Linked DNA regions of Homo sapiens: all the other regions are linked to region 1. The links are chromatin loops, found by intact Hi-C in ENCODE. Cell type or tissue: dorsolateral prefrontal cortex. All regions are shown on one strand. Each heading gives the region's core, and the rest is flanking DNA. Links, peaks and the distances in the headings are about the cores only.

Region 1 (7,850 bases), core at 1,364-6,363:
TCCCTTTCTCTCTCTTAGGAAAGTTGCATGTATACATTAAGTGTGGAGGGCACAGGGAGGAGGTGACACTATCAAGGAGAGGAATGTGCTTTCAGACCTAATTAGAGCAGCACTGAAGAAATTTTGATGTCAACAAAAGATATATATATATATGTAGAAAATAAAATCTCCTCCAATTGGCAGACCCAACCTAGTTTCAAGGCTGGGGTTCCCATGTGAAGCCAGGAACTCAACTATAAAGTGAAAAAGCATCAAGTACATGTTTTTCCTCTTACTTTCTTTGTCATTGTGCTAAATTCCAGCTGAGCAGGAACTTAATATAACTTGAGTCATTCCATGTCTACAAATGCTGACTTAACTGTGGTAACGTAAAACAAAGCAAATAAGCAAACGAATGCAAAAAAAGTGCAGAGAACTATGAAAATATATGCACAAGCCTATGGGGATTTCAGGGAATAAAACCATCTTGCACAATTATTTTCATAGGTTGGTAAATTTATTGCCTGATCTGTGTTCCAACAGGAAACATGTGCCCAGAAAAATAAATTAGAGAAGTGCTCAGCTGTAGGCTAGTTTAGTTAAGGAGTAATGAAAAGGATAAGAATAGATGATGTGAGTGTAAGAACAGGCTCAGATGCTTTCAGCTGTGTGTTTCTGGTTTATATTATCACCTCTCTAATATAAATCTAACTCTACAGTTCTTTAATGACTCTCTGGGGACCACCACTCACAGGATTAAACACTAAGAAGGGACCCAGGAGAGTGCTGCCTTTCATCTCCTTTGGGATATGTCAGAGTTGTCGATCTTATTTTTTTTTAAATGGTATTCAAGCCAAGGTTACCTAAACTATGCTATAGAAAGGAAAAGAGGAAAGGAAGAGGGAGAGAGGGAGGAAGGGAAGAGAGAAAATGAATGTTGGAGTTTGTAACCCTGGAGGTCTAAACTGGCAGAAGTTTTATTTCAAGCTCTCAGGACCAATGTGCCTTCCTTTGACCCTTACTCATAAAACGGCATCCAAAATACAGGAGTAGCCAGGCTATGTATACCTGTCCAGTTTGGATCCCAAACTGACTTTTGCCTGGCGTTCTGAGGCTTGTGTGAGTCACCTGTCTCATGCTGTTTGGCCATTAATGAAAGAGTTATAGCTTCTCTAGGCCTCAGTTTCCTTTTTTTATTGACTTGAGATCTCTGGAGAGTCTTCTGGCTCGAAAGTTATATGAGTCTATGATTCTGATAGAAGGCCCCAGAGAGGAATAGCGAAGGGGGAAGGGGAAAAGTTCTGTAAAAAAGGCCAGCTCCATGACTTTGGCAGCTATAGGGGAGGAGGGAAGGTGATCCTACAGGCGCTCAGACTTTCTAAGCATTTTCCACCTTCTGCTTTATTTTTTATATTGGCCTCTTTTTCCAAGACAAAGCTGGCACATGAGAAGTATTAGTGCTCAACACAACCTCTTCTTCAGCTGCTTTTTCTAAGTTACCACAGGACACTAGATTTCTTTCTTTTTCTGAGGAGCTGTGAACTGGTGATGTTGGAAAGGTTTCTGGCAAAACCCAAGCCACTGCTCTACAGTCTATACACAGCCTCTCTGTAATCCAAAGAAGTCCTCAGTTAGAAGGGGGTGGAGTTGGAGAGAAGTAGGTCCTCCTTGTTTCATTTTTAGCACTGGTGTGAACCCGGGTAATCTGAAGACCACATCTGGGCATATGTATGCAAGAGTGATTGTGGAAAGTACAGCCACTTCTCTCCACCAGCTTCCTTGCCCAAAAACCCACCCTTTCTCCCTCCACCCACGCACCAGCCAGAAGCCACCCTTCATCGCCTTGGTTTATTGTCATATTTTTGTGTTAATACATTCTGTTGATCTGCAATGTCAGGTTGGATAATGAAATTTAAATTGAGTCCCTTCGATTTCCAATAGCGAAACATTTGTGCATCTAACTCCGGGGCTGACAAACAACTTAAATGCATTCTGGAGTGTCAGTCACACAGCACTGGCACCCGACACTGCAGCGGCTTTCTTGGGGAGCTTTTTTTTTTTTTCCTGGTGAACATTTGCAAAGGCGTCTGCCCAGGATGCAGTCAACCTGCATCCTTATAGCAAACTGGCTTATCAGAGAGCAGAGACTGATGAAGCAAATGCGTGGGCCACCCATTCCCTTATTTTCTGGCCCCCAATAGCCAGTTCTTTAAAAAAAAACACCAAAGGGGGAGAGAGGATAAAGAGACCAAGAACACCAAATTAACTGACATTTTCTTCACCAATAAATAAGAAAATAAGGGTCACTCACTGTATTTCAGACTGATCACAGCAACATCCAGATGGAAATCCAGGTGGTTAAGAACAAGAGAAAACGCATGATCTTGATACCAAAAGGAATAAAAATTAAAAAAAAAGGAGGTTGATGAAGAAAAATCCAACTGCAATTATCCGTCAATTTTAGTCAACATAGGCACAAATCCAACTGTGCTCTGCTGGTTTCTCTCCCCCAATCAATGCCTCAATCTGCCGCGGTCAACTTTTCTTCTCTGAAATTTCTTTGCAGATGTATTATTAATTTCCTCTCCTCTTGTGGGAAATTCAAAAAGAAAAGAAAACACCACCACACCAGTTCTTTACTTTACTAAAAAAGCCCCAAACTTTTCATTCCAAAAATATCTCCTTGGCTCACTTTCTCCTTTATAGAGAAAAATGAACATACTTTTTTCTTTGTGAATCCTCGGTTCTTCATTTCCAATCATCCTTTTTTTTGGGGGGGGGGAGGGGAACAGCTGCTTTAAGATTATTTATTTATGTCAGAACACACCAACCCCCGCGGGTCTAACTCTGGTTTATTTCATTCTTGAATGCTCCCTGTGTGCACATATACACATTTGTGTTAAGATCCAGGGCTCACAAGAAAAAGCTTCGTTCTTCCTTCTCTCTTGCACAATCAGTTTATCCATTGCGTTCGGTTCCAGGAGAAAGCTGCGTCCTGCATCCTTCATTTTTGCAAGGCACCCAACAGCCACCACCACCAAAAAAAAAAGTCTCCTTTTACATGGTCAATTCCTCTCCCCAGCCTCCCCTTCGAAGAATTTGGGGAGCAACTTCCCCCCCACTCTCCATCCTTCCGGCCGGCCCCTTCGCCAAAGATCTGATTAGATTTCTCATCACAACCCAGTGCGCAATTGAATTTTTGATTTCAGCCACCCGGCCAGCCACCTTCCCCTCTCCCCTCCAAACTCCGGTTATATCCTGTCTCCTTCCCTCCACCGCCTCTGCAATTTCATAATCTCACGTTAAATGGAGTGCGGGGGGCGGGGGCGGGGGCGGGGGCGGAGGTAGTGGAGGAAAATTTCAAGGCTCCGTCAGCTGTCAAGAAGAAACCCATTCCTCCCCCCGCTACTTTTTTTTTTTCTTTTTAAGGCTCGGGGTGCCTTTCCTTCCTCTGTCCCCGCCCCCACCCCCAGCACCCGGTCCAGATCCTCCAGGTGTTGCAGAACTCCGCGGTCGGGGCCGGGATCACGGGGGAGACGCAGGATGCGGTCCCTCGCCGGTGGCCCCTGCCAGCCCCCGGGTCCCCTTCTCCTCCATCAGCCGGTAGTGGCTCCGGGAGCGCCGAGGTGATGGAAGTTGAGACTGGGGCTTTTATTTCAAATGGGGAGGGCGAAGTGAGGGGACAGACAGGGTGGTAGGCAAATTAAAAAAAACACACACGAAAAAAGAAAGAAAAAAAGAAAAAGAAGAAAAAAAGAAAAAGGAAGAAAACGGGTAAAAAAAAAATTCCCTAATCGCTGGCTCTTCTCATCCTTCTCAAATGCAACTGCAGCTTTGATCTCATTTCCAGCTGCGTTGGGTACATTTTGGAGCCACAAGTTGGTTCCCGTTGGCGCAGACCTTCCCGATGTCTGCTAGTCCTCTGCGAGGAGACGCGTTCTCGGGAGCGCAGCTGCTCCGCGCCGCCCTTAGCGCCATCGCCCTGGCTCACGGCTCCCTGCGCGGCAGAAACCCCAGTCCCCTTCCATCCACTTCGGTTTGAACTCTCTTCCTCCCCCTCCCTCTGCTCTCTCCCCTCTTTTTCTCCCAAATAAATGCTCTCCCAGCACCGGCGGCAGCTCTTGCCAGCCCAGGCTTTCTCTCGACCAATGCCACGTCCTGACGCTTAGGGTCCTAGCTTCCAAAAGCTCCTTTCGGACTGCAGTCGCCTTCCCTCCTCTGCCCCTCTTTCTTTCCCCTTTTCCTTTCCCTTTCTCTGCTTGTGATCAGTAAAATACAATTACCCAATTACCTCCCATCATCTTAGCACTGATTGGTCAATTGCATTAACACTTGAAGTCAGGGAAGAGGGGATTGGAGCTTCAGAGATGTGGCTCTGCTGCCACCTGGAGGGCAGAGCCAGAACAGCTGAGTCTAAAAGCAACCCCCACGCTGGGAGGTTCAGGCTGTGTGGGAGAAGTCAGTTTTTTCAAAAAGCTTGCCTGTTTTCATCCAGAAATCCAGGAGTTTTGAGCTACAAAGAGGAAGACATTAAAATCAAATCACCACTAAGATTCAAAATTATCACCAAACACACAAAGCTGTTGCTTTCAGGTTGCAGGTTAAGAGCCTCTCCCAGTCAAGCACACTGGTCCCAAGCTGAGGATTAACACAGTACTATTGCTTAGCCGGGCGCGGTGTCTCACGCCTGTAATCCCAGCCCTTTGGGAGGCCAAGGTGGGCGGATCATGAGGTCAGGAGATCGAGACCAACCTGCCCAACATTGTGAAACCCCGTCCCTACTAAAAATACAAAAATTAGCCGGGAGCGATGGCGCGCGTCTGTAATCCCAGCTACTCGGGAGACTGAGGCAGGATAATTGCTTGAACCCGGGAGACGGAGGTTGCAGTGAGCCGAGATTGGGCCATTGCACTCCAGCCTGGGAGACAAGAGCAAGACTCCGTCTCAAATAAATAATAAAAATAAATAAATAAAAAAAAAGAATAGGCTCATCAGAAAGAATCCAGAGTAGCTTAAAAGCTACTCGGGAGGGAGGCTGCGGTCGAGCAGGATAATCTTACCAGGAGGAAGCAACTGTAAAGGCGAGATAGTAGCCTTCAGCCTATGCAGTGTTGCAGTAAATTGGCCTGTTCAGTTTGTACAAGACATCCAGGACAGCTTGACAACTCAATTCCAACATCCCCTGCTCCAGGATGTGGACTTTTCCATTAACTCGTGTTAGAGAAATAGTTGGCACATTTCAAATTCACTGGGTCTCCTTAGAGGGACTGGGCCAACAAAATAATGCTATTAATATTATGTTTACATTGGTTTCTTTCTCCAATGTATAATTTTCATAAGGCCCTTTCAGTTAATCTATGGGCATTCACTTTATGTCATTTATGTATGTAACCTTGAGATAGGAATCAATAAAATTAGGAATGATAATTTAAACAGTACTATATATATATATATGGAATAGATTAAATAAATGTTCCTCTGTTTTGTATGCCCTAAGTGATGATCTTTGCACTGATTTTCTTTATTTTTGAGAGAACAGAATATGTACTTGGTTTAAAAACAGTTTTAAAGAAAGTGAGTAAATCATAACGGAAGGTAGCATCAAACAGAAAGGAGAAAAGATTTATTAAGAGAACATCAGAGACATATCTAAGTTTATACAAAATGCTATTTTTTTCCTCTTCTGTTCCCATTATACTCCACGGTATTTCCTTGTTTGAGTTAAAAAAATTTCATCTGTAATGTTCTTTGCATACTGAGAGCATGCTGTAACGTGCATCTCAGATGTCAGTACATGCAAGAGGAAAGACTTTTCCTTACACATGGATTGTGATTTATTGTAATTTCCCCATCTTTTTGGAGAGCTTTGATGTTATGAATTACATGAAAATGTGAATTTCTCGAGGGTTAATGGCATTGCTTCTATTTTTAAGTGAATGCTGTATTGATTGATTCAAAACACTAGTGGGCAGTTGACTTTAATTTGTGTTTTGAAGCTCTTACCCTTATATGCTAATTATAGTTTATCCACTAATAAACGATTAAAAAGTACATTCACTAGCTGCACTAGATAGCTTCAAAGGAGTCTATCCTCTGATTCTGAAGTAAGCTAGAAGCCATTTGAAATGAAAATTTTCTTTTTAGGGATTTTGACAGCAAAGGAAGGCCAATGATTTGTTTTTTTCAGAGCTGATTATTAGCTCTCTACCAGACATCTTTAATACTATCAGAATGAATTAATCTATTAGGCAAAGCAGCAGGGACAGGTAAGTGCTATTTGGCCAAAATGGAAAAAGGAACAGCTTCTCTTTCCTGTTAACCTTCCCCTTCAGCAGCTACAGTATCTTTACCCACATCATTGACTCATTCACACTATATGACCTTGAATTCGTCACATGGCTTTCATTTTTAGATTTAGATTGAACCAGTCATTATTGAGCATCCATATGGCATGGTTTTTTGTTACACTTTTCTCATATATATCACCTTATTTAGTACTCAAAACAACACCCTGAGAGATTTTGAAGATGGAAAAAATGAAGCTTAAAATCACAAACTTGGTAAATGACACAGCCAAAATTTGAACCCAGATCTACTCAATGCCAGTTCTTCCAGTTTTGCGATAACATTAAGGTTTTGGTAACATGGGGAACAGCTGTATATCAATTATCAGCATGCAGGCTGTCATTTTCTGCCCTGAATGCCAGGCATGAATTTGTAACCCTTTCAGAGGATGGCAATACCACATTTGTCACTGAATGACCTCACCCAAAAAGAATTGGAATAAGTAGTAAACAAGCTAACTGTCATGAAAGTACACATGCAAACCAAATTGTTGCTGAAAAAAAACATAATTATAGATATTTATGCAGTAGAGGTTGCCAGGTACTATTAACAATGACAGAGTATGTGTTCAAGTAAAAATTTCTATAAAAGCTCTTTCAGAAGAAATAATATTACACCACCACCCTTCCCATTAGCCCATCTAGTTACCAAAAGCATGGAGAGGACAAAATGCTTATTGAAATGACATGACTTGGGAGAAGAGGAGGCACAGTGCTAGCATGCTAGATTTGTTCTACGGACATGCAGATTTCTACTTTTGTTCTTCTCTGATTTGTAGATGTGAGACATTAAACAAAACTGTTATCTTATTTCACTGTATGTTCGTGACTATAGCTGGTGTAATCATTAGCAAACAGCAGGGGACAGCATCTTGTAATCAGAAATACAAAATAGCAAATAGAACAAATTCAGTAACTTTGCTTAAAAATAAAAAAGTGAATGTGTCTATTGTGTTTATTAATTGGATTTAACAAGCTGTAGGCAACTCTATTGAAGCACAATACATACTTAAAGTTTGTGTCTTTATGCTGTGTTATAAATCCTGGAAATAAATATTCTCTTTTCACTTCCAATAGTATTACATAGGGACCAGAATATCCTCCGGGATAATCGTATCAAGCTTGCCTGTATAGTCACACGTAATGACATGTGAATTAATTTCATTAAAACAACTTATTTTTTCAAAACTACTTTGAATTTAAAATTCAATACTCAGCAGGAGTTTACTAAACATGTTACATTAGATAATATTCTATAGATATTGTATTTTGGAACTAGATGATATCCTAATAATCCTCTATTCTTTATTTCTTGAAATATAGATAAAAGGTCCTAAAGTCCTAAATACTGATGTGCAAATTTCTGCTTTTTTTTCAAGGTCCCCCGCCGACCCATGATGGCTACTCCTCCACTCAGCCCTCATCCCATATAGTCTTATTTTTTGTTCTCTCATACTTTTTAACATTTGTTTTAATAACTAGCATTTAATGAAAGCTTGCGAGTGCCAAGCCTGTCTCTATGTATGT
Region 2 (7,850 bases), core at 942-5,941, 920 kb before region 1:
AAATCTTTATAGAATTTTGTGCTTGTGCAAGGTAAGATATGATATTTTATATGCCTCTTAATATAGATTAAAAGTCTTAACAATGCCCTTAAACAGCTTGTAGAGATAAATATAAAGTTATGCGATAGAGTGAAGCAAACTGCGATGACGTAGGAGGATGAAAGCAGTAGGATTTGTTTTAATAGAGGATAACTAAGCCAATGCCTTCAAGGGATGACCAATCTATTCCCGAACAACCATGGCAAATACAATACCAGTCAAACCAACCTCATGGTCCCATAGACCAGGCCAAGTATGTGAGACTGAAGCTTATTTTGTGGGTATATTGGTCCTGCTGTGATTTGTCTTTGATGGAAACTGGGGACTGGAGATAGATTGTGTTTCAGAAGACAACTATGGAATTAGATTAACCTTTGATTCCTCGGTGGCCACACTGTCACCCTTGTTATGGAGCTGCCCATGATGCCCTTCCTCAGCATAAAGCATCCAGAAAGATCAATGACCAGATTTCCCATGACTGAGAAATTGATAAATAGACTGAATGGATTCACAATAGTCCCAAAAATGTGTTTTTTTTGTTGTTGTTTTTTGTTTTTTTTTTTTTTTTGGAGATGGAGTCTCGCTCTGTCACCCAGGCTGGAGTGCAGTGGTGCGATCTTGGCTCACTGCCAGCTCCACCTCCTGGGTTCATGACATTCTCCTGCCTCAGCCTCCCGAGTAGCTGGGACTACAGGCACCTGCCACCATGCCCGGCTAATTTTTTGTATTTTTAGTAGAGATGGGATTTCACCATGTTAGCCAAGATGGTCTCGATTTCCTGACTTTGTGATCCACCTGCCTCGGCCTCCCAAAGTGCTGGGGTTACAGGCGTGAGCCACCACACCCAGCCTGTTTTTAACGTATAATCAAATTGACCCTTTTGGTCTTAAAACTTGAAACTTTTTGAAATTTGTTTTATCTGAATTCCTTACTCAGGAAATGACCTTTAGGTCTCTCAAAAATAAAGTATCAAAGAACTGAAACTCACCAGACCACCACATCTAGACAATCCCATCCAGATGTCAAACCCTAAATTCATCATGATTGTTTCCTTGCCCCTCTCTAGTTCCTGTTTTCTTTTCTTTTCCTTTTCTTTCCTTTTCCCCTTTCCTTTCCTTCTTTCCTTTCCTTTCCTTCTTGTTTGGAGAGGAAGTCTCACTCTGTAGCCGAGGCTACAGTGCAGTGGTGTCATCTCAGCTCACTGCAACCTCCGCCTACCGGATTCAAGCGATTCTCCTGCCTTAGCTTCCCGAGTAACTGGAATTACAGGTGCGTGCCACTGCACCTGGCTAATTTTTTGTGTTTTTTTAGTAGAGATGAGGGTTCACCATGTTGGCCAGGCTGGTCTTGAACTCCTGACCTCAGGTGATCCACCTGTTTCGGCCTCCCAAAGTGCTAGGATTACAGGTACCCAGCCACACTGTTGCATTTCTTTCCTTTTATTTAAACCTCTAGTTTTAGTAATTCAGGGAGATGGATTTGAGTCTGAGCTCCCATCTCCTCAGCTGTAGCACCCAATTATAGGCTTCTTCCTTGGCAATAATTATTGCCTCAGTTATTGACTTTCTGTGTGGCAAGCAGTAGGACCTAGACTGAACCTCTGGTACTTTCATAACACCAATTCTTGAGTTATTATATTGAGTATGAATTTTGCAGAGGAAAAAGAAATAAGATGCATAAGATACAGGCTGCTGTCTTCTCCAGGAAAAAAAAAAATGAGAAACAGGACAGGAGTTTTACTACTCTACCATTAGGAACAAGGAAAAAGAAACAAATTGAAGGCATAAAACTGGTCTCTCCAAGGTCTTACCGTAGTGAATATATAGAGAAACCTCAAGAATTCCAAGAGAGAACCAGTAAGGAAAGTATTTTTCTCTACCAACCCTGTTCTTCACACAATGGTAATAGAACTTAGAATAATCCATGCCCATAATATTCTAGATTGTTGTGATCCCATTTTTTATAGAAATTGGCAAGGCATACAACATGTATTTTGATTAATTTTTCAGACATATTATTGCAAAACCTATACAACAGGTAGAATCAAATGAATGAGTAACAGGTTATTTAATTCAAGTTGTTGTTCCAGTGTCTATCTTAGTGCTTGGCACAAAACAGGCACCAAATATCTTTCTACTGAATAACTGAATTAATTTTTATTTGTGTTGAGTAAAATAATTTCATATGATGATGAATGGAAATTGCTCCAGTTATATTAACCCTGCCTGGAGCTAGGTGTACCTTATTCATAATAGAGATATGCATTTTATTATTGTAATAGAAAACACTGGCTTTTATGCATAGCAACATGAAACTTATTAGGTGATATTGTCAGCTGAATTTACATTTAACCTGATTTCTTAAAGAAAAAAACAGCCTGTCATATCCAGAGTGAGATATTAACAGATATATATCAGAACTTCAGTGAGACAGTTTCTTTGAATATTTATAGTATTTATCAATTGTTGACATTTTATAGTGATTTTTTTCTTGCAAAATCCATTAGCTTGCCATGTTATCAGGCAAAAGAAATAGTCTATTGACATTAAAAATAATTTGCCATATTAAGGTAGACATCATTGTAGTAAGGAATACAAAATGAAGAAAGTAACAGAGAATATTGTCTACAGACAGCTTCTTTTAAGAATTAATACTCGGGGTGCATAAATATTTGAGTATTTCTCTAGTCTTATGAGATTACGCATATACACATATAATTTTTTTTTTTCATCTTAGGTCGTATTCTCCAAGATAAGACACCAATCACCATCTATGTAATTTACATCGTAAAATTTTGTGAAAGATGGTCTGCATGAATTCTTATTGTTTCTCAGCAGAAAGTTGAAGTAATCAGAATTTTCTTTTTTTCTTAGTCTTTCTTGTATTAAGGGACTATATTTTGTTAACTTTAAATATAAATGCTCTCATTTTGTTTGAAAATGAAAATTAAAGAAATCACTAGTGCCACCTATTGGTGGAAATCCATATTGTGAGCTGTGTTAATTCATCCTCAGATGTGCCCTGTGGGACGCTAGAAGATGTAAAGTGGAGACACAAATCGAAGTGAAGTGAAGTATATAGCTGAGTATCATGCATCACAAGGAGTAAGGGGTGTACATGATAAGCATCCTCATTTTATCCTAAGTTGTGATATTGCAGTGTAGATAATCCTTGTTTTACAGAAGAAGAAACTGAGGCTTAAAGGGATTAAATGCTACTTTATTCAATATATTATGTAATCGTTAGAAAAGTTGTGATTTTAAATACAACTCTATTCTTTTTACTGAATCAGAACACTTACGCAAAAATTTCAATGTACATTAACTACACATCTGATGAGGGATATGAATTCATAGCCTTCAATTAAACTGTATATTTGATTCTGCTATTCCTAAGTTACTGGATTGTTTTAATCATATTTTTAAGAAGGCTGCTCAATGAATTATTGAGCATTTTAGTGAATTTACACAAATATCAACTTAATTTTAGACTTTGCACTGACTTATTTATCTACAAGTTTCTGAAGCCATTTGGTGTTTTTTACTTTTGCAGGTAAAGGATTCTGGCTTAGAGTAGTGTCAATCATATGTATTTTAAAATTTGTTTATTTTGACTTATTCATGCTTATATTAATATTTGAGTGATAGTTCAATATCCTTACAAAAAAATGGCAGCAACAGTAAACCTAACACACACGCTATATCAATAAATGCATAGTAGCTCTTACTCTTTTACTTCTACCATCAATGATTACAAATAGAAAAAATAATGTGTTCAGTTAGGCAGGACTAAGGGCTAGCCTGGAACTTACTGCTCTACCATCTTGTGGTCATCACTTCAACTCTTCCGATCCCAATTATGCCTTTGTAACAGAAATCATAGTGATCACTTTTTTTCTCAAGACATCCTCACATCTGCAGTTGGTTTAATATTATAAAGTATACAAAAGATATGAAATATGTGTTTATTTATTATGTCTCTTCCATTTCCATTAAATGTTATAAAAGAGATAGTTGTATATTTTAAGGCTTAACTCTCCTTCCTATAGATAATAAAATTCCCAGTAAGCAGTCTGACCCCTCTTCAAAAATTTCCAATGCCCTGCCAGAAAATGTAATAAATATCAAAATTTTGTTTCCAAGTTTGCAGGAAAATAAATGTCTATTAAATATAATAAACAGGTAAAAAACTCTCCAACTTTAGAGAGGTCCCTATGATAGTCTTACTTCTATTGTATTTATAAAACAAAGATAATAAGATATTAGATGAAAAGCACAAACTCCAAAGATTGAGGGTTTAAATTAAAATTCTGTCTTTATTTCTTTGGAGCTTTATGATTCTGGAAATGTTGTTTTAGATCCTTGAACTTCAATTTCCTCAGGTGCATAAAAACTTATAGGATTACTTTAAGGAATTAAATGAAATAATGTGCAAAATGGTAGTCAAAATGAGTACGAGCTATTAATCTTACAATATTTAAGCTCTGAGTTAAAAACAATGGGTTAATTGGGTTGTCAAAGGTAGCAGTCTTAAAAAAACTTAAAACGAGCACCTCCTGCTATGTTATTTCTGTTCATCGCTTTTCAGATCTCACGGAGTTAGAATTGTCTTAGAATCTTTTTTTTAAATTTTTATTTATTTATTTATTTATTTATTTATTTATTTATTTGAGACAGAGTCTTACTCTGTTGCCGGCTGGAGTGCAGTGGTGAAATCTTGGCTCATTGCAACCTCCACCTCCCAGATTCAAGTGATTCTCCTGCCTCAGCCTCGCAAGTAGCTGGGACTACAGGGGCACGCCACCACACCCAGTTAATTTTTGTATTTTTAGTTGAGATGGGGTTTCACCATGTTGGCCAGGATGGTCTCAATCTCTTGACCTCATGATCCACTCGCCTTGGCCTCCCAATCATGAAGCAGGCGTGAACCACTGCGCCTGGCCAGAATATTTTTTTTAATTCTTTATCTAAGTAGAAGTGAAATTTCATAAAAGCGATACTTAAATGTGTATTACTTCTTTCCTTTGTTTGCAATATTTTTGTGCCACCAATTTCAATCCTCATTGCCTACCTGGGCTGGTTTGTAATAGCACCCAAACTGGCCTACCAAATGACATTATCTGCCTTCCAAGAAATTTCATATATTGCTGCTATCCAATTCTTGTTAAAGTATAAATCTTATCCTAACTTCTCTTGTTCACATACCAACAATTCCAATGCTTAAATAATGACAATTATATCATATGTCAAATTCATATACTGGCATTCAAGGCTCTCTACAACTTTTCCCATCCTGTTCCATAAAACCTCATATTCTATCTTCCTGCCCTATACACCTAGACTTTTCCTTTAGTGCCACATGTACTCCTTGGTTTTCCCTTAGAGTGGCTTTGCTTACACTAGTGGCTCTATTTTTGATACATATCTCAATTATCACCATTGATGGAAATCCTTTTTTCAAGATTCAAAACAAATACCAAATGTCTTAACTCCTGATTTCCCAACTGAGTTTATTTGCCATAAAGCATGGATATGACATGACATACTAAATGCATTTTTTATGCCTCAGTTTTAATTGTCCTCAATTTTAACCAGGTTGGCTCTTAGTAGCCATGTAACCTTGGACAAATCACTGAATTTTGAGCCTCACTTTCTACTTCTGTTCAAGGTGGATATTAATTAGTATTTAGCCAACTTACAGAATTTATTCTACTTGGAAGCCAAGTGGGATAATTATGTGATACTACATTGAGGCTACCTTAATGTTATCTTGGCAAGGTCCTAAGGAGATTGGAACTGAAAACAGGATAAAGCAGTAATCTCCTTGGACCGCCTCAACCAAGGTTGCATAGCTGCAAATTCTGGATCTTTCTAGAGTCTGGATACAGCTTGAATCTGAATCCAGATTGTCCCTTTTCAGAATAGTAAATCATACACAGAAGCCAAATTATTCACTGGTCCATCCTGTTTAGGGTTTTTTGGGTTTGTTTTGTTTTTGTTTTTTTGAGACAGGATCTCACTCCCACTGCCCAGGCTGGAGTTCAGTGGTGCAATTTCGGCTCTTTTCAACCTCCAGTTCCCCAGGCTCAAGCGACTCTCATGCCTTAGCCTCCCAAGTAGCTGGAGCTACAGGCATGTGCCACCACGCCCAGCTAATTTTTTGTATTTTTAGTAGAGATGGGGTTTCACCATATTGGCCAGGCTGGTCTTGAACTCCTGACCTCAAATGATCTGCCCGCCTCGGTCTCCCAACGTGCTGGGATTACAGGTGTGAGCTATCACACCCAGCCTTATTTAGGGTTTTGAAGATGGTAGATATTGAAACAGATACTGAACAGGCAAAAGCCCTGTACTTTTGAGAGTCTCATAAATCACAGAAACATGTCAGCCCAAATAGGGGAATATAATAGGTTATTTAAAATGAAATAACAATTCTCAACATGGCAGAACACCCACTTTGTTACCTCTATTTGGGTTATGATTTGTGGTTATATAGTTATACAACTTTGAGCACTATCTTTACTCTCACAGTGCCTGAGGAATATTTTGCAAAATTAAACCATTCATAAGTTGTTTGTATATATACGTATGTCTAAACATGATATGCATGAAGTATGATACCAATTCCTTACATTGGTTTTTAGATGGTCATTGAATGATAGAATTATTTTGTATAAAAATATTTAATTACATTTTAAAAAACACTGTAGTCTTCTTTAAAAGATTATTGGGGTCAAAAGTATGATAATGATAACTTGGTTGATATAAATAAAGGTATAAAAGACAGAATTTTGGCCCAAATCCAGAAGCACTCTGGCTGTGAGTGACCAGAGTTTGAATATTTACTGGGAGACAGAACCTCAACTGTGCCAAATAATGACATCTTTGGGGAAATTCAAAGATTATGTATGAGATCTTCTGAATCTCTCTAAAGATGGAACATATTGATGAAGCACATTTTATATTTGACATAAGAATGCTGACTATTTTAAGCAATTACATTTAGATAAAATATACGATGTGCTAGAAAAGTATAGAAAAACAAAAATTCCGAAATAAAGAGAAAATTATGGTTAGTAATAAAATACCATTTTGAATTTTTTCTATCCACAGAACTACTTTTTGCTATCAGAAAGGTTGACATATGCTTAACATAAAAACTCAAATAGATATAAAATGACTATCATTTTTAAACTGATATACAAATATTTAGAAAAAATGGTTTTCTAAATCAAAAAATACATATGAAATATGCAACAATGAAACATTGCAATTCAACAAAAGAGAACTAGAGCAAAGAAATAAAATAATTTGTATAACTGTGAAGATTTTTTTTTAAATCTTGAAATTAATTTCTAAAGACCATTCTTTGAGCATTACATGTCATGGTCGAATCTCGATCAAAAAAGGATTTGAATATTTTATTATCTAAAGGGTTAGGCCACACAGGCTATTTTGTGCCCTTTTCTTTCCATGTTTTATTGTAGGAAAATATAACAATTTTTTCTGTGTTAACCATGTTTCAGTGTACAGGACTATAGTACTACATTTATATTGTGCAACCATCAGTACAATCCTTTACCAGAACTCTTTTCATCCTACAAAACTTAAACCCTACAAATGGCATTATTCCTCCCTCCCAGTCCCTGGAAATCACCATTCTACTTTCTGTCTCTATCATTTTGACTACTTTTAAGTATCTCATATAAGTGGTATCATACTTACATAAGTGGTATTTATCTTTGTGTGGCTGGCTTACTTCACTTAGCATAATGTCCTCGAGGTTTACTCATATTTTAGCATATGCCAGAT
Region 3 (7,850 bases), core at 942-5,941, 160 kb before region 1:
GTCAGGGTGGGCAAATCACCTGAGGTGGGGAGTTCAAGACCAGCCTGACCAACATGGAGGAACCCCATCTCTACTAAAAATACAAAATTAACCAGGTGTGTTGATGCATCCCTGTAATCCCAGCTACTCGGGAGGCTGAGGCAGGAGAATAGCTTGAACCCAGGAGGTGGAGGTTGCAGTGAGCTGAGATGGCACCATTGCACTCCAGCCTGGGTGACAGAGCGAAACTTTGTCTCAAAAAAAAAAAATAAATAAAAAGAAGAAGAGAATTTGGGGCCAGGTGTAGTGGCTCACGCCTATAATCCCAGCACTTTGGAAGCCAAGGTGGGCAGATCATGAGGTTAAGAGATCGAGACCATCCTGGTGAACATGGTGAAACCCCGTCTCTACTAAAAATACAAAAAGTAGCTGGGCATGGTGGTGGGCACCTGTAATCCCAGCTACTCCGGAGGCTGAGGCAGGAAAATCGCTTGAACCGGGAGGCGGAGGTTACAGTCAGCCAAGATTGTGCCACTGCACTCAAGCTGGGCAACAGAACTAGACTCCATCTCAAAAAAAGCAAAAAAAAAAATATAGAGATTTGGAATTTTATGCAGGTCTTTAAAGGAATATAGATTGGCATGGAGGCGGGGCAGTGTTGGAGGAGGTAGGAGCTTACTTATGAAAGCAGAGGAGTAGGAGCACAAAATAATAAGAAAACTGTCTTAATGGAAGTAAAGGACTTACACTATAGAAGTTAGTTAAACTAGCCCAATTGAGGGGCACTGCAAGCCTAACAAAAAAGTTTGAATGTATTTTAATAAAAAAAAACTTAGAAACTTGAGGCTTTTAAGCAGGAGAGGGAATGATGAGAATATTGTTTTGGAAAGTTTCTGCTCTTGTCCCTAAAGGAAATTGCAGAGAAGACTTTGATGAGAAAGTAAATGACTTTAATAATCGACGTCCCTAGTATTGCTTTAGAATGAATGGAACCGATCTCCAATCTGATTATCTGACTACTGAGATGTGTATAGTTCAAATTAATACGCCCCAGTTAAAATCCTGTTGAGCATGAAATACCAATGAAGAGAAAATTAGCTTCTGCATATGGTCACGTTAGAAAATATCAGGGTACACAAAAAGAGCAGTGTATCATTTTGGAATCTCTGATCTGCAAGTCAGGAAAAGAGGCATCTTTGATATCTAGAGTGGCTCATGTCCATGCTGCAGATTGCACACAAAGGACTACTAAACACACATTTAGTTTTAGTCCTCTTTCTAATTTGAAACAATGCTGAAGCACAAAAAGAATGCCCAATCTACAATAGTAAGACCCAGCAAAACAAAAACCAGCTTTAGAGTAAAATGCCCCGGAGGGTTGGTTTGGTATTCCTGACTGTTTGATCTTTGGTAAATTGGCCTTCTCCGAGCTGCACCTTCCTAAGTAGGAATGATGATAACAATACAATAAATAGACATTGTGAGGATTACACGAATTAAATGGCATAGTGTACACTGAAAGCGAATCCCCAAACTTGCCCCTGAACCTCCATAAAAGCCGCTACCATGTGACCAGTTGCACAAGGCAAAATTGTTAAACTCTTCTTTGACTTTTCTTTTTCTGTATTCACCTGCAGCCCAGCACTATTCTGATTCAACCTTAAAACATAATGTGGGTCTGTCTACTTTTCCTCATTGTCTCTTTCTAGATTATATGTTATCTTCATTTCCAACTTGAACCTCTTAAACACACTGCCATCAATTTCCCTACTTTGGTTAACTGCATTATGACAATTCATTCTTTTTAGAGTATTTAGATTGAATTTTTAAATTAAAAATATGTTCATGCTATTCTTTTAGTTGAAACACCCCTATTAGCTCCATACCTTTTTAGAACAAAATGCAAACTGCTTTGGTCTCCAAGACTCAGCCTGACCTCTGTCTGCTTCTCCCACTTCTCAACTTTTTCTTACTCCACCTTCTCGGTTCCACCCCATTGGCCTTTCGTGGTTTCTCAAAAGATTCAGCCTTGTTCCCGCCTCAGGACCTTTGTACTAGGATTCCCTCTGCCTGCAATGTGTATCCTTTGATTTTTGCGTGGTTGGTTTTCCTTTTAATTCTGGGCTCACTTTAAATTTTACCTTCTCAGAAAGTTCTTTTTGATTACCTGGCAAAAAGTATCCCTTTTGTCATATTTAATAAGTTACCTATATTCAATTTTCCTCATAGCACATATCACTATTTGTTATTTTTTCTCATACGCTCAGGTGCATATTTTCTTACTGCCTGTCTCACCTCAGTGGAAGGTTAATTTCCATGGAGTAGAGACTTGTCTTCCTTATTCAGCAGTATTCACCTAGAACAGTACTCATGGAGTGTTTGTTAAATGCATGAATGAATGAATGAGTGCCCCACGCAGACAGAAGCAGGTTGAAAACTCATTAAGTCAAGGCTGTAAACGCACTAAGGACCCATAGGATGTCATACTCACTTATTGATCCCTAACACCTAGTAGAACCCCATTCACATAGCAGGAATTTCATTGATTTTTGGAATAATGTTTTCCAGTTTGTAGTTATTTTCATAGAAGTTTCTCCTACAAAGAGCTGAGAAGAACAGTGATTTAAAGATCATCTCACTGTCTCTTTGCATGTTTTTTTGAGGGGGATGGGGTAGGTGATAAAGTCGGGGAGATTTCCCTATTTCTTTTTCTCTGTCTATTATTATCAGTAGCAGCCCTGTTTTATGTTTGACCAAACAATGCCCTCTGCTGTATGTGCCTAAAATAACATGATTGCCTTGAAAATTTCTGCCTAAGAGGATGCCTAGTTGTTTTCATGATTTGCTTCTTCCCACCTACATGTACTCCAGAACTAGGGAGGACTGGATTAGCTTTCAGGTCACTGCATTGGATCAGAACACTTTATAACAGAGAAGAGAATTCCTAGAGTCAGCAAATGACTTTAAAATGGAGGGGCTTCTTGACCACCACATGCCTGCTACAGAGACTCATTTGAACCATTTATTTAAAAATCCATGGGTGGAAAAGATCTTCTAATTCTACTATCACAATCTAAAGCAACAAGATAGAATAGGCAAGGGACTGGGGAAGGCTATGGCGGCTCCAAACCTTGTCTTAGCAACAAAAAGTCAAATCTACTTCATGCTAAAAAATCCGACCCAGGGATAGAGTCACAGCTTGGCAGGGCTAAAAATAAAAATAATTTGTTTTTTTTCCTGCCTGTTTACACTCTCATGATGCTGGAGAGATAAGTGTACCTGGCATGAGGTTTCTGGCTGTTTATGAATCCTTTCGATCTTATTCACTTTTTGATATTAATTATTTAAGAAAATGTAAAATATAGATGACCAACTTGTTTCTCAAATTATAGGGTGGAATTTGAGGTGTTTGGGGGTATGTTTATGTTTTTGACAGCAATTTGCTTTAGTGAAATGTATAACCAGAGAAAAATATTTAAAATCTCGAGCTCCATGTACTGCTAGATATTTCACTCTCCAGGTAATGAAATCAGAATGCTCCAATGATTAGAAATATGCCTGTTTGTAACAATGCCTACATTCTCCTTTGTGCTAATATTTTAAGTCTGGAGCCCCACAATGCATGAAACTGTTGCTTCTTTTTTTCTTCCTGTTTTTTTTCTTTTTTCTTCAAGTTCAAGGGCCATTTAATGATTAATACATGTTATTCCTTATCTCCACAAGTGGTCTTTTCTTTTCATATTTTTCCCATAGGAGATTTTCAAAGCAACATTTTGCAGACTTAGTGTAACAACACATGGGAGCCTAGACAATCACAGTGCAAGAAAGCATAGCCCATCAATAGTTCCCCAGTGCCTACAGAATTAAGCCTAAATCCCTTACTGCCTCTACCCACTAGATGCCAGTAGCAACCTCAGTTGTGACAATCTACAGTGTCTCCAGACACTGCCAAATGTCCCCTGGGGGGCAAAACTGTCCTCTTTGAAAACCACTGCCTTTGTGTGACATGTAAGCCCCTCCATAGTGCTGTGCCATTCTGCTTTCCCAGTTGTATCTCCCACTGTTCTTAATACAGTCTAGGCTGCAGTGTGTTCCGACTCTAAAAATACTCCCTCTACTTTTCCTCTTTGGGGACTTGCTCCTTCTTACTTTAGATTGAAATTACCTACTCTGATTTTTTTTTAAATCAAAATTGTACCCAGTCAGAGCCAATTTTACAATGGCTCTTTCTACTAGGCTGTCATCAGCCTTATTGATCAGTATAAATCCATCCTTTCCCTAAATTGTCCGTAAAGCCAAGACTATAACACTTACCAAATCCACGTTTGCATGTAAATGTTTGGGAATGTGTTCAACCTATTTCTTCATAAGTTTTCTCAAAGACAGAAACTGGTTGATATTTAGGCATTCAATAAATATTAGCTGAATTGAATTACGGAAATGTGTCACATATTTTAATTCATAGTCAGCAGCCAAATTGATAAACTAATTTTATAAAAACATAATGTATTGAAGTCCATTGCTAAGACTTATATGTGAACCAAAAAGATAGAAAAGGTATAAAACTTAGTTTAAATGGCAAAGAGAGGGCTCAATAATTACTCCTTGTCACCCTCCATATAAACAAATGAAAATTTATATATTAAGATTGTGAAGAAGTAAATTACCAAAAATCAGCATGTAAATAGGGGATTGAAAATGACGGTTTAGGGTAAAAATCTATCCTTAGCAGCAGTAACCTGTATCCTAAATATTACATCCAGAGTATCTTGTATATTATGTATGCTCAATATAGGAATAAATATGTGGCCTCAAGAAAAGGTTGATTGTTGCAGATTTCTAGCTGCTTACACAACTAAGCAGACACTAATAGTACATAGAGACTTAAAAATCAGAGACACAAATTTTTGTAGTACCCTTCCGTGAAACTGCCTGGGGATTGAGTGTTGTGATTTTGGACTCTATTATTGTGAGGATAAATGAGTTAATATAGAAAGCTTTAGAACAGTGTCTTGTACATAATCAATACTGTAGGAATATTTGTTATTGTCTTCATTGTTTCCATTATTCGTCTAGCACTGATGACAGTTAAAGTCCGTATATGGAGAATGGTTGATGCGTCAACTATAATAATATAACACTAAAACAATTTGAATCATACAATTAAGTTCTCTTAGTTTTATTTTTCATCAATATCCGTATTTGATTATTATTTCCTTTTCCATGAAATTGTACAGTACCATCATGGGTTCCTAAGAAGTTTATTAATGGGTTTCAAATCATTTATGAACCTCCTGAAAGTATACGCCAATTTTTGTTTAAATGTGATTATATATTTTTATAGAAAGATTATTCATTAGTCTTAACATCATACTCTCAAAGAGATTTATGGCTGCAAAAAAGTTTAAGTTCCATACAAAATAATTGATAGACTGAAGTGCTTGAAAGGTCTGTTAGAGTTCTAGCTATAAATTAGCGAATTGACATTCTGCTCTATATATCAATTTCTTACGTGTTTAGCAAGTACATTTACAACCTTCTCATAATGAGCTACCAAAATCAAATTTCTGAGAGTGAAAACCCAGGTCTTGAGTAAATTCCTCAAAACAAATGCCCGTTGGGAAGGGTCTTGGGAGGTAGTCTACCCTGGTAACAGCAATCTTTGCCAAACAACTTAAACACCAGTACACTGGTGACATTTTGTCACTCCACGTCATTTCTTTAAGGAATTTGTGGCAATGTATGAATCAGGATGCAGAATGATAAAATAAGGTCCTGTGCTCCCTCAATAGAGCAGAAATGGGACCTTCTCTGTTCCAGAATTTTCTTTCATTTTGCTATAGTTTATTCCTCAAAGGAAAATGTAGTAATGCATTAACTAATGCATTGATGTTTATCTCTTAGGGTGTTTTGGGTGACCATGCCTGATGCGAAAGGAGAAAACACTGTACTTATGAATATTAGTGGAAAAACAACCATATAAAAGAAATAAATAAAAAATAATATTCTATTAAAACAAACATAACCAAAACCCCAATAAGGATCCTCCCTCAATAAACAAATCTAGTGTTGGAGAGAGGGTAAACTGCAGAAACTGGTCATATGTTTTAGCTTCTCGGGATGCACAATAGGCTGATTTGCTCTAGGCTTTCAGTTTGAAAAATATAGGGGAGAGAAAAGCGTATAAAAAGGGCTGAGTATTTCAAATTATGTTTAATCAAAATATGTAGAAAATTATTTTCCATATATATTTTGTTTTCATCTAGGTTAATGACAAAGCAAGTAACTAAAGAAGTGCTTTTGAAAAAAGATCTAAGAAGACTATCTGAAACGTAAGTCCTTGGCAAGGCAGTCAGAGAAGGATGTGATTTCAGTAAGTTGGTAATGCGGTTAATAGCCTTGCTTCCCAGGCTTCCTTTGGATTGATGACTGGCTGGGAGGAGTTGATAGTCATTAACCCCCAACTTCTCATTAATCCTTCGAAAATGCTCTGTGCTAAGGTCACCAATGCCTTTATAGGTTGAAAACAAACAAACCAACAATATACCCAGAAGGTGTATGGATTTTTATAATGAGCAATGCAATTTAAATTACCATGCAAGGCAATCCGAAGAGAACAAATATCATGTATATAGAGTCATTCAGATTTTAAAATCACCTCCCAACGTTTTACCAAGTACTTACTTCCTTGTTCATTATTAAATAGTACAAAACCCTAATTTCCTAGAGAGTAACCAAAAACATATTTATAACCCCAGGCGAAGCACTAAAGATGTCTGGGATTTATTTTATAGTAGAGTGCGGGGAAAGATAATCTCTAAAGTCATTTCAGCTATAATAATATATGATTCTAAGTATATTCTCTAACGCTATACCTACCAGGGAACTCCAATTCAGTAACTTGCCATCATTGATCATTTGTAACAGGGTACTGAGACAAGCCCAGTATAAACAATAGTCATAAACCATTGCCAACATGCTCCACTGAGGGAGTGTGTATGATTGCGTAGATCCTTGTAAGTAGTCTGGGTGTTCAGAGAGAACCAGTGAGGCTTGAGCAATCAGTGAAAGGTATGTGGACAGTGGATCTAGGGGATATGTAGATTTGAATAAGCAAAAGGTCTAGCATTTTAAGAGAGAAAAAAAAACAGGCACTTTCCTTCAATAATATTTTTTGAGTGCCTACCAAATTTCAAGCACAATGCTCATTTCTTGACACTTAGGGCCAAGTGTATCTCATCAAGAATCTCACAGTGCAGTATGATTCACAGGTGAGTAAGCCAGGAATTATAATGCAGCAGAAAATCCTAGAGAAATTCTATTCTCTATTCTTTAGAATGAGGTATTATAGCAGCACACAATAAGGAACATACACTAACAGAGCAGAAAGAGAGAAAAAACGGAAAGAACCAGGCGTGGTGGCACATGCCTGTAGTCCCAGCTACTTGGGAGGCTGAAGCAGAAGGTTCACTTGAGCCCAGGAATCTGAGCCCAGCCTGTGCAACATAGCAAGACACTATCTCTAAACAATAATCATCATCATCAAGAAAAGAGAAAGAGTTTATTTGAAAACAGGCACAAGTTGGGTAGGGAATATATGAAAGTAAACATGACATAGGCAGTGGAGTAGTAAGTAGAATAAATGAAATAACACCAGAATATACAAAATAGACAAGGAATTTAGATTTGATATTAACTCATGGATAGATTGTAGGGACTTGATTTTTCTTTCTGACATGTGATCAGAAATAGAAAGGTAATGGAGATATAAGCAAAACTCTAAGATGAATGGTTTGGAAACTACTGTCCACAGGCAAAACTGGAAGGGAAAAGGACAGTGGGAAGAGTATTTAAGGAAAAGCAAGTCTGCA

What was found. Peaks named below come from ENCODE experiments on the same cell type or tissue, not always from the same donor. Only the 100,000 strongest peaks of a DNase experiment are listed, where the experiment ranks them.
Region 2: a loop joins it to region 1, with 5 times the contacts of the local background. A loop is called at or near these places in 7 of 110 quality-filtered maps.
Region 3: a loop joins it to region 1, with 14 times the contacts of the local background. A loop is called at or near these places in 19 of 110 quality-filtered maps.

The regions. Positions count from the first base shown.
Region 1 is chr11:40,289,903-40,297,752 of GRCh38, forward strand. The region is part of intron 4 of LRRC4C (leucine rich repeat containing 4C); the gene reads right to left. Among named protein-coding and RNA genes, the nearest start is that of LRRC4C, 1.2 Mb to the right of the region's middle. In dorsolateral prefrontal cortex, for the core only: a CTCF peak has its summit at 4,363 (motif pointing left); DNase peaks (open chromatin) are centred at 2,025, 3,543, 3,929, 4,359 and 2 weaker places; H3K4me3 peaks cover 3,144 bases; H3K27ac peaks cover 3,181 bases.
Region 2 is chr11:39,372,297-39,380,146 of GRCh38, forward strand. No RefSeq gene overlaps it. Among named protein-coding and RNA genes, the nearest start is that of LINC01493, 730 kb to the left of the region's middle. In dorsolateral prefrontal cortex, for the core only: a CTCF peak has its summit at 3,010 (motif pointing left); no DNase peak of the experiment used is centred there.
Region 3 is chr11:40,126,724-40,134,573 of GRCh38, forward strand. The region is part of intron 6 of LRRC4C (leucine rich repeat containing 4C); the gene reads right to left. Among named protein-coding and RNA genes, the nearest start is that of LRRC4C, 1.3 Mb to the right of the region's middle. In dorsolateral prefrontal cortex, for the core only: CTCF peaks have their summits at 2,754 (motif pointing left), 2,962, 3,902 (motif pointing right) and 4,101; a DNase peak (open chromatin) is centred at 3,898; H3K27ac peaks cover 906 bases.